2 separate regions of the Homo sapiens genome follow, and region 2 is linked to region 1. The links are chromatin contacts, found by Hi-C or POLR2A ChIA-PET in ENCODE. All regions are on one chromosome and are shown on one strand. The core of a region is the stretch at or near the end of the contact, and the rest is flanking DNA. Distances in the headings are between cores, read along the strand shown. Region 1 holds the start of LINC02572 (long intergenic non-protein coding RNA 2572). Region 2 holds the start of MZT2A (mitotic spindle organizing protein 2A).

Region 1 (4,370 bases), core at 839-3,338:
ACTAGAGTGCAGTGGTGCGAGCTCGGCTCACTGTAACCTCCACCTCCCAGGCTCAAGTGATCCTCCCACCTCAGCCTCTCAAGTAACTGGGACTACAGGCACCCACCACCAGGCCTGGCTCATTTTTATAAGTTTTTGTAGAGATAGGGTTTCACCATGTTGCCCAAGCTGGTCTCGAACTCTAAGCTCAAGCAATCTGCCCACCTCAGCCTCCCAAAGTGCTGGTTTTGCAGGCATGAGTCACCATGTCTGGCCTAATATATCTTGTTAGCACATGAGGTGTTACCTATCAATAAATCATCCATATATATCCATATATGGACTCCTGAGGTGGGGGAAGTTTCTTTAAGTTCTTTTGTAAATGCCTAGAGATTATAGTTGGCAAATCTCTGAATCCCTGGGGGATGCATTGCCACCAATATGGAAAGCCTTCATAGGTAAACACAAAGAGATACCTTGGTTCCTCTGCTGAAGGTATAGAAAAGAAAGCTCAACATAAGTCTATTACTAAAATTAGTTAGGTCACACAATAGGAGGCTAAGAGGTTGAGTACTACAACTGTCAGACATACCAAAAATATATTTCTATCAGATTTTGTAAAAATATGTAAGCAAGCTAAACTTCTTTGTCAGTTTCCCTTCCTTTTTCATAGGTAATATAGGAAGACTATTACAAGGCAAATGTCCTTTCTTTATGATTCTCTTTCTAGTTCTCTAATTACAGGTTCAATTCCCCGTATTTGAGCTAGGGAGAGGATATAGCTTTACACATGACCATAATTTTTCTTTGGTGTAAGCTACGACAGTAGGGTCAATCAAATGATAGACTTAATGAGTCAATGTGTTTAAGAAAGACTTCAGCAAACAAGGCCTCTTGTCTGACCGAAGATGGCTACACATCCTCCAATTTGCCCAGTGGAAAGGCTCACTCAAGGTGTCCCATCCTTGTCACCAAACTTGTGGGGGCAGAAAGGAAACCAACACCCAAAGGAACATGCCAATTCAAAAAATAGAGAATGATTAGATAATTCTATTATTTAGAAAAAACCTGAATGCATTCAGGTAGTCAGCAAGTGTCTACACAGCTATGGTAGATTTTTAGCTCTATTGTTATGGAATTAAAGCTACAGTTACTATCCCTCATTCCGTTTTTAGTAAACAGCCAGAAGCTATTCAATTTGCATCAGTAGTTACGTTGAGTTTACCCTGATGGCCTGATTTTTATAATTCTTTATCAGGCTTACCCTGATGTTCTGCTATTATCATTCGTTACCACTACCTCCTGTAACCGCCCAAAAGTGTCCCCACACACACGAGGGCATGTTCAGTTTCCCACACTCCACCTCAACAACTGGCACCAGAATCGGCCCAGTTGCTCAAGCCAAAATCTCAGGAGTCATCCTGGTTTTCTCTCTTGCCACCCTGTGGCCCCACATCCAATCCATCAGCAAAAAACAGCTGGGAGCTGGAAAGGCAAGACTCTCTTCCTGTGAGTCCTTCACACCGCCTGCACCTGTCTAAGCCACCATTCCACTCCCTTTCCCACCTACAGCCTGGTGATATCTCCCTTCTCCTCTGCCTTCCCTCTTTGCAGCTCAATCTTTCTTTCCCTAGGTTATCAATTGTATAATAAAGATTATAAAATCACTCTATCCCAATAAATATAGCTTCTATCAGTCTTAATGACTGAAGCACCGCAGAATTCTCGGTTTGGAAGGGGGTTTTGCTGCTTAAAAAGTTTCAAAATCACTGCCAGAGGGAACCAGCAGCCCTTTTGTTGATAGCAGAGCCAGCTCCTCTCGCACGTGAATAAACAACCATAAATGAGACACGGCACATTTGAGCAGTCTTTTAAAATCATTTAAGCTTTAAAAATTATTTAAGACACGTTTGTTTTAAAAAAGCAATTCAAATCAAGCATTTGCAACATACCTACGATACCTCTATGGAGACTTAGCATCTACAAGACCCAGTTTGACAACTGCCAGCGCCAGGGAATAAGTGAAGTTTCTCAGCCCAAGTCACACAAGGCCCTAGCCAACCCACCTCTGCCTGCTCCCTGGGGCTCTCCTCTACCCCAGCCCTCTCTCCCTAAAGCCAGCGAGAGGCTCCGCGATTGTCCCCCCCAAATCCTTTCCCCCTTTTCGGGAATAGCAAGCGAGTCCAAGAGATGAGGTCACGTGATGCCGTCCGACCAATCTGGTGTGAGCAGAGGCCCCCATTCTTCCGGGGAGAGGGGCGGGGGCGGGGCCGGGCCGGGAGCGGAAGGAGCAGGGGTGGACAGAACAGCCTGGGGAGGGGGCGGGGACAGGGCGAAGCAGGGAGGGGAGGGGGCGGGAACAGGGCCAGGTGGGGCGGGCGCGCGTGTGGGGGGGCGGGCGCGCGTGTCGGGGGCGGGCGCGCGTGTGGGGGGGCGGGCGCGCGTGTCGGGGGGCGGGCGCGGGGGCGGGCACAGCAGGCGCAGGGTCTTTCCCACATGCTGGGCTGCAGAGTGAGGAAAACCCATCCCGGAGGAAGCTGGCGGTTAGGCTGGCTGAAGGCATTCTGCATGATGAACACAACAGTTCTCAAAAAAGTAATGATGTCATACCAGAGCAGCAGGAGGGGGTGGTCTGTGACCATGTATGCTTGATAAATTCTGGATTTAAGCAAAGTAGGCCGGCTTCTTTGTCAATAGACGTATTGGGTTATTCCCGGGGGGGCTGCAGCCGGAGCACCTCCCACTCCTTCGCAGGGGTTATTTCTGAAGACCCCCTCTTGGAGGAGCTCTGCTAGGGCCCTGCGTGCACCTGCTGCCCTGGCATCCTGGCCAGCAGCTCCGCCAGGCTCTAGTGTGTATGGCCTGGGCTACCTCCCGGTACTGTCGCCGCAGGCCTTGGGACCCGTTCCCGCCGCGAGGCTCCCGAGGTAGCCCCGGCCTCCGGTTCTTCTCAGATAGCCCCGTCGTCCAGCCCCAGAAGCGGGCACTAATGCCTTCCCTGAACGCTGAAAGTTGTTGAATGGATATGGACAATGATTAGAATCATGTAGAAAACATTAAGTGATGGTCAGTATGTTCTGTTTGGGAAATACTGAAATGTGCAACACAAGCTAGAAATAACAACATGCAGAACAGCACAACTTTGTAAGACCCGCGCTGAAGGAGGCAGCATTTGTGTGAGAGCGCCCGGCGCTGCCCAGAAGAGCTGGAACGCCCAAGGAAGGCCGCTGCTCAGCGCAGGACCCCTGGGCTCCCGGAAACGGGATAGCGTTGCTTATCTTTAAGGTAGGCTTGGGAAATACCTTGTTTCTCCGTAGTTTTGTGGGTGTATATACAGATACTCCTTGACTTACCATGGGGGTTACATCCCAGTAAACCCATCGTAAGTTGAAAATACCATAGTCAAAGATGCATTTAATACACTTGACCTACCAAACATCATAGCTTAGTGTAGCCTGCTTTTAACGTGCTCAGAGTTAGGCAAAATCCTACTTTATAGTTAAGTGTTGAATATCTCATGTCATTTATTGAATACTGTACTGAGAGTGAAAAAGAGAATGGTTGTGTGGGTACTCAAAGTAGAGTTTATATTGAGTGTGTATCACTATCACACCAGTAAGAAGTCAAAACATCATACGTCGAACCATCCTAAATTGGAAATTTGTGTGTGTGTCTGTGTGTGTGTGTGTGTGTGTGTGTGTGTGGTTTTTAACCGATAGGCAAGAGACACTTCCTAATGGCCTGTTTAATGACTCCAAATTACCTTGCGTCTCTTCATTGAGAAGGTGATTTAGTTTTCCCTAGGTGGTGAGGCACTATTTAAAAATTAATTTAAGCAACAACTCCAATAAACATGGGTTCATCTTTCAGTCTCTTATTAATCATATTCCAGAAAGAATTGAAGTTCTCTACCTGAGGCGTTTTGAAATTTTTTTCAATGTGGTTTTATGATAGTTATTTGAAATTACTTGACAGAGAGAAGACCATTTGTTATAGTTTGTGTACCAAGAGAAGTTCCAAGTGTGCCCCTGTTAAATTCCTTGAAAAGTTTTCACCTCTTGGGACAGACACTTAAAAGAAACTGAATTGGGCCCTGGTCAATAATCAATTTAAAAAGCTCTAGTAACTGAGAAAGTAAAATTCCATTTGCTCGTATGCCTGTCTTGCAAAGATCTATCAAAACTCCATGTTCTATTGCCTTTCTTTGGAATGAGAGCTGGAGCAGCTGACAGGGAAATCAATTGGTCCCCACCCTATTAATGCTTAATTAACATCGAGCTTGCTAGCATGTGAGCGCTCCCATAGGAAGGAGGCCTTGTATCAAGAGGAGGGAGCTGTGAGCACTGGCTGCTGGGGGGCTTTTGCAAGCGGCCCCCATGGATGGAGCCCAA
Region 2 (4,051 bases), core at 957-3,456, 1.6 Mb after region 1:
AAAGTGTCCCAACTCAGGAGTGAGGCGGGCAAGGGGGCTGAGTGCTGGAGTGTGGCCATGGGACCAGCACATGGCATCTGTGTGGCACTGCCTGGCAGACTCTGGGAAGGTGGGAGTCTCTGTTTCAGCCTCCAGACTTCCTGTCCAGGTAGGGGACAACTTCTAAGAGGCCGAGGCGTTTGTCACGCCTGGGGCTGTGCTCTCCAGCAGAGCACACTGCACCCGGCTGGCTGTCTTCCCCTGGAGAGGGGCTCTTTACACTCACCACTAGTTCGCCTCTGGGGTGTGGGGATGTTGGTCCTGTCCCCGGATGCCAGCCCGACTGTGGGGTCTAGAGACTGCCACACCATGTCTCTAATAAACCGAGTCAGAAATAGTGCCCTGTGGCTAAGCGGCAGGGCAGCGGTGGCCTGCATGATCCTGCCCTTGCAGCTCAAAGCTGCTTGGGCCTCTTGGGGCCATGCAGTTTCCATGAAAACAAGGAAGAGCACCAACCCCCAGAGATAAGCCAATAAACGCAACCTGCAAAAGGAGAGAACAGGCAGCAAGAGAGGCGGAGGGAACCCGGGGGGCCTGGAGAGAGAGGTGAGTGTGTGGCAGCTGGGCTGTGGAGCATAACCAGAGAGGCCGCAGGCTGCGGGCTGGAGGAAAACGAGGGCCTTGCAGGGGGGCTACTGTTCCTGGCAGAGAGAAAGGAGGCCTCTGGAGGTCAGAGAGAGACACAAAGAGAGCAGACAGAGCGAGGGTCAGTGAAGAGGCCAGCACGCAGGTGCCCGGGCCCTCTTGGGTCAGCGGGCGTGGGTGCCCAGGCCCTGGCACTTCCCCCATGAAGGCAGCCTGCTTTCCACGCCTTCTCATGATGCCTGTGAGGGTCTCCTCCTGCTTCCAGGCAGGGAGCCAGCTCTGGGCCTCCTTCCATTGGCCTGGGAGGTTGTGCTGCATTTCAGAGAGAGCCATCGGGAGCAGAAGCAACATGCGGAGAGGATGAGCAGGGACGGAGGCTCCACCATGACACTCTCAGTCCCAGCATCTCCTCAGCCCAGTCACCACACTGGAGAGGGAGGAGGCCCTTCAGACCCCGCAGGCCTCTGCACCCTGGGAGTTCCGCGTCTAACTCTCTTCCTGCAATCATCAGAGGCAGGAACTGGGCCCAGGTGGGGTAAAGGCAGGAAGACGTCTGCCTGCCCTGCTCCCTGGGCACTTCCCTGGATGCTGTATACCACAGGACAGAGATCGAGACTGTCTTTTGAAAAACATTTAGAGACAGGATCTCACCCTGTCACCCAGACTGGTCTCAAACTCATGGCCTCAAAGGATCCTCCCGCCGTGGGGTCCCAAAGATTATAGGCGTGAGCCACGGCGCCCAGCCCCAAACCGTCTTGATTCCCGACTTTGTAGGATGAAGGCCTGAGTGAAGAGGTGGGGAGGAGCTAAGCGGAGGAGCCCTACCCAGCCTGGACCACCCTGGGGCACGCACTCTGCGTCCACCTGACCTGGACGTGCCTCCTAAGGCTGGCAGCGAAGCCCAGGAGCAGAGCCCACGGATGGGCCCTGCAGGTGCTGGGCCTAGACCGACCGACAGACAGGCCTGGCCACTCAGGGCCACGCCGCCGCTGTGCCGCGCCTGCCCCCTCCCCGCCCGCCACCCCCGCCACTGGGGCAGGGACAGCGGGCCCAGCTCTGACCTCGGGTCTCGGGCACGCTCGACGTGGGCAGAGACACGGCCGCAGGGTCCTGGGGCTCGCTCGCTAGCCTCTGCCCGGCACACATGGACTTGAGCATCTGGAAGACGGCGAGGGGGGCCACGTTCAGCTTCAGCAGGTCCACCAGGATCCTGGCGGGGACAGACGCGGGGCCGGTGAGCCCTCTCCGCCCGGCGCGGCCACCTCCCTGAAGACCGGACAAGGACGGGGGCGGGGGCAGCGGGGGCTCCTCCCGACCAGCGGGCCGGGCGTACCCGGAGAGCAGAGGTCGGGGGTGTCTGGCGAGCATGCGGCCCCCACCCGCCCCGCTCACTTGAACACGTCGGGGTCGATACCGCCGCCCGCCGCCTGAGCCAGCTCGTACAGCTCCATCTCCTCGGTGCTCAGCACCTTCTTGCGCCGCAGCGCCAGCTTCTGCCGGGCCGCCTCCAGCCCCGGGGGCGCCGCCGACCCCGGCCCAGGCCCTACGCCCTGCGCCGCCATCCGCGAGGCCCGCCGAAAGGTGCGCCCCGCCCCGCCGCGCCCCCTAGCGGATGCGCCCACCGCCCTCTCCCTGCAGCGCCAGCGTCTGGCCTCCCGGGCTGCCCTGGCGGGAGCGGCGGGAGCGCGGGGACGGGGCCGCCTCCTCGGCGTCATTGGAGCCCAACAGTTAGTGGGCGCTCACGGTGTGCTGAGCGGCGCGCTAGGCGTCGGGAGTGGCATGGCGGACTGCAGGGGCCAGCTGCTTGGCGGTCAGGGCGTCCCTGATAGACTTGCATTGGTCGTGCTCGCTTAGGTGGCAGCACCCAGCCCAGTGCCAGGCATACATTGGGCGCTCAGTCAATACCTGTTTCAAGAAAGCGTGCAATTTTCTGGTCCGCACCGGTGCACCACTAGGGGTCGCTCTTCGGGGGGGGTGGGGGGCACTAATCAACAACCCTGCTTACGCGCACGCGCATTCCTTGCTAGGGAGAAAGTGCGTGAGCCCTACCTTGGGGCGCCAGAGGCCGCCACAACGCAGGCGCATTCAGCTAAGGACCACTCCCTCCCCCCGCACTCCTGCCTCGCCATTTCCCCTCCCTGGCCGGCCGGCCGGCCTTCTTCGCTTTGCGCACGTACCTTTTGAGGTAACGGCCCAAAGAGGTAGAAGCGCTTTTCCCGCCCGGCCGCGGGGCGTGGCTCTGCGCGCAGCTTGATGACGACGTTTTGGCGCGGTGGCGGAATGGCGGCTTCCACCTCTGAAGCGGGCGACGCTATGGGTCCCACAGGTGAGTGGCGCGGGACGCGCGCGTGAGACGGTCCGACGCCCTGGGGGCTTCCGCGAGCCCCTGCGGAGGCCATCTCCGTTCCTCCGCGAGCCCCAGGACTCGGGCGGCCCGGCGGCTCTGCCCAGGCCGGGCAGGCTGGGGAGTGGAGGGCCCCGGCTGAGTCTTCCTGCCACTCCTCTGGGCCATGCCTTTGTGCCACCTTCCCGCGCCGCTCGTACACTCTGTTCTGGTCCGGTAGGTGTTCGTTGAAGGTTACCCGTCGTTGAAGGAATTGAGGGAAGGAGAGCTTTGTGTTGAAATTGAGCCTTGGGCTCAACAGGCGGTGTGGGAGGAAGAGCCGGGTGTGGGTCCCAGCTCGACCCTTCCCCTGTGCGCTCCACATCTCCGAGCCTTGGTTTCGGAGGCTCCCGAAGCCCAATTCGCAGGAGAGTTGGAAACAAGTGGGCGCGTGCTGTTAAGGGAGGTCTTGGCATGACAGAATTTGCTTGGAATGATTAGCGTTGCCCAAGGGCTGTCGCTGTCAGAAAAACAAAACAAAACGAAACAAAAAAAACAAACGGGTCCGAAGCAGCTCCTGGAGAAAATAGGTGTTGGAGAGTCGCGACGAAGTGGACTCTAGGTGCATGGCACGCAGAGACCTGTGACGGGGGAGGGTGGCCATGGCAGGGTCAGAGAACAGGGGTGTGGGAGACACCTCTTGGGAGTTCTCGGGTTTGAATTTCCTCTCTTGGAAAGTTCCTAGAAATTCCTCTGGGCCTCATTCTTTCAGTCGCTGCCCATGAAAGCTTTTACTGAGCAGAGATGCTCTCCCCTTCATCATCTCTAGAGCTCCGCACTTATCCAGCAGTCCACAGTTTAATGCTGCTTTGATCATTTTGCAGTAGTGCAGTGTTTTCTTGACCAAGTGCATTAGGACTGAGGCGTTTTTCTTTAACACTGCAATTGATAGCTAGGTTAAGAATTGAGGCCGGGCGCGGTGGCTCACGCCTGTAATCCCAGCACTTTGGGAGGCCCAGGCGGGTGGATCACGAGGTCACGAGTTCAAGACCAGCTTGGCCAAGATGGTGAAACCTCGTCTCTAGTAGAAAATACAAAAATTAG

The links. A loop is a pair of places that touch in the nucleus more often than their neighbours do. ChIA-PET counts read pairs that join two places held with the same protein, here RNA polymerase II (POLR2A). Pooled maps may share reads with other maps.
Region 2: a map of CD8-positive, alpha-beta T cell shows a loop between it and region 1 (12-fold over the local background). The contact joins the promoter of MZT2A here to the promoter of LINC02572 in region 1. A Hi-C loop is called at or near these places in 2 of 168 maps with a recorded cell type or tissue (CD8-positive, alpha-beta T cell and ascending aorta) and 11 of 50 pooled maps. POLR2A ChIA-PET finds 5 or more read pairs at or near these places in 1 of 52 experiments (T-cell).

What each region holds. Positions count from the first base shown.
Region 1 is chr2:129,875,403-129,879,772 of GRCh38, forward strand. It overlaps LINC02572 (long intergenic non-protein coding RNA 2572), which reads right to left and starts at 2,089. Exons shown (of 6, transcript NR_149127.1): 1 at 2,046-2,089. LOC105373616 (a long non-coding RNA gene) reads left to right here and starts at 2,477. Exons shown (of 3, transcript XR_923328.3): 1 at 2,477-3,264. RefSeq lists enhancers at 2,034-2,328, 2,349-2,905, 2,906-3,461.
Region 2 is chr2:131,490,191-131,494,241 of GRCh38, forward strand. It overlaps MZT2A (mitotic spindle organizing protein 2A), which reads right to left and starts at 2,207. Exons shown (of 3, transcript NM_001085365.2): 1 at 2,017-2,207; 2 at 1,686-1,834. The coding sequence starts at 2,186. MIR4784 (microRNA 4784) reads right to left here and starts at 1,046; the gene lies at 970-1,046. It also overlaps the pseudogene SMPD4BP. RefSeq lists enhancers at 1,538-2,331, 2,332-3,125 and silencers at 1,928-2,437, 2,958-3,147.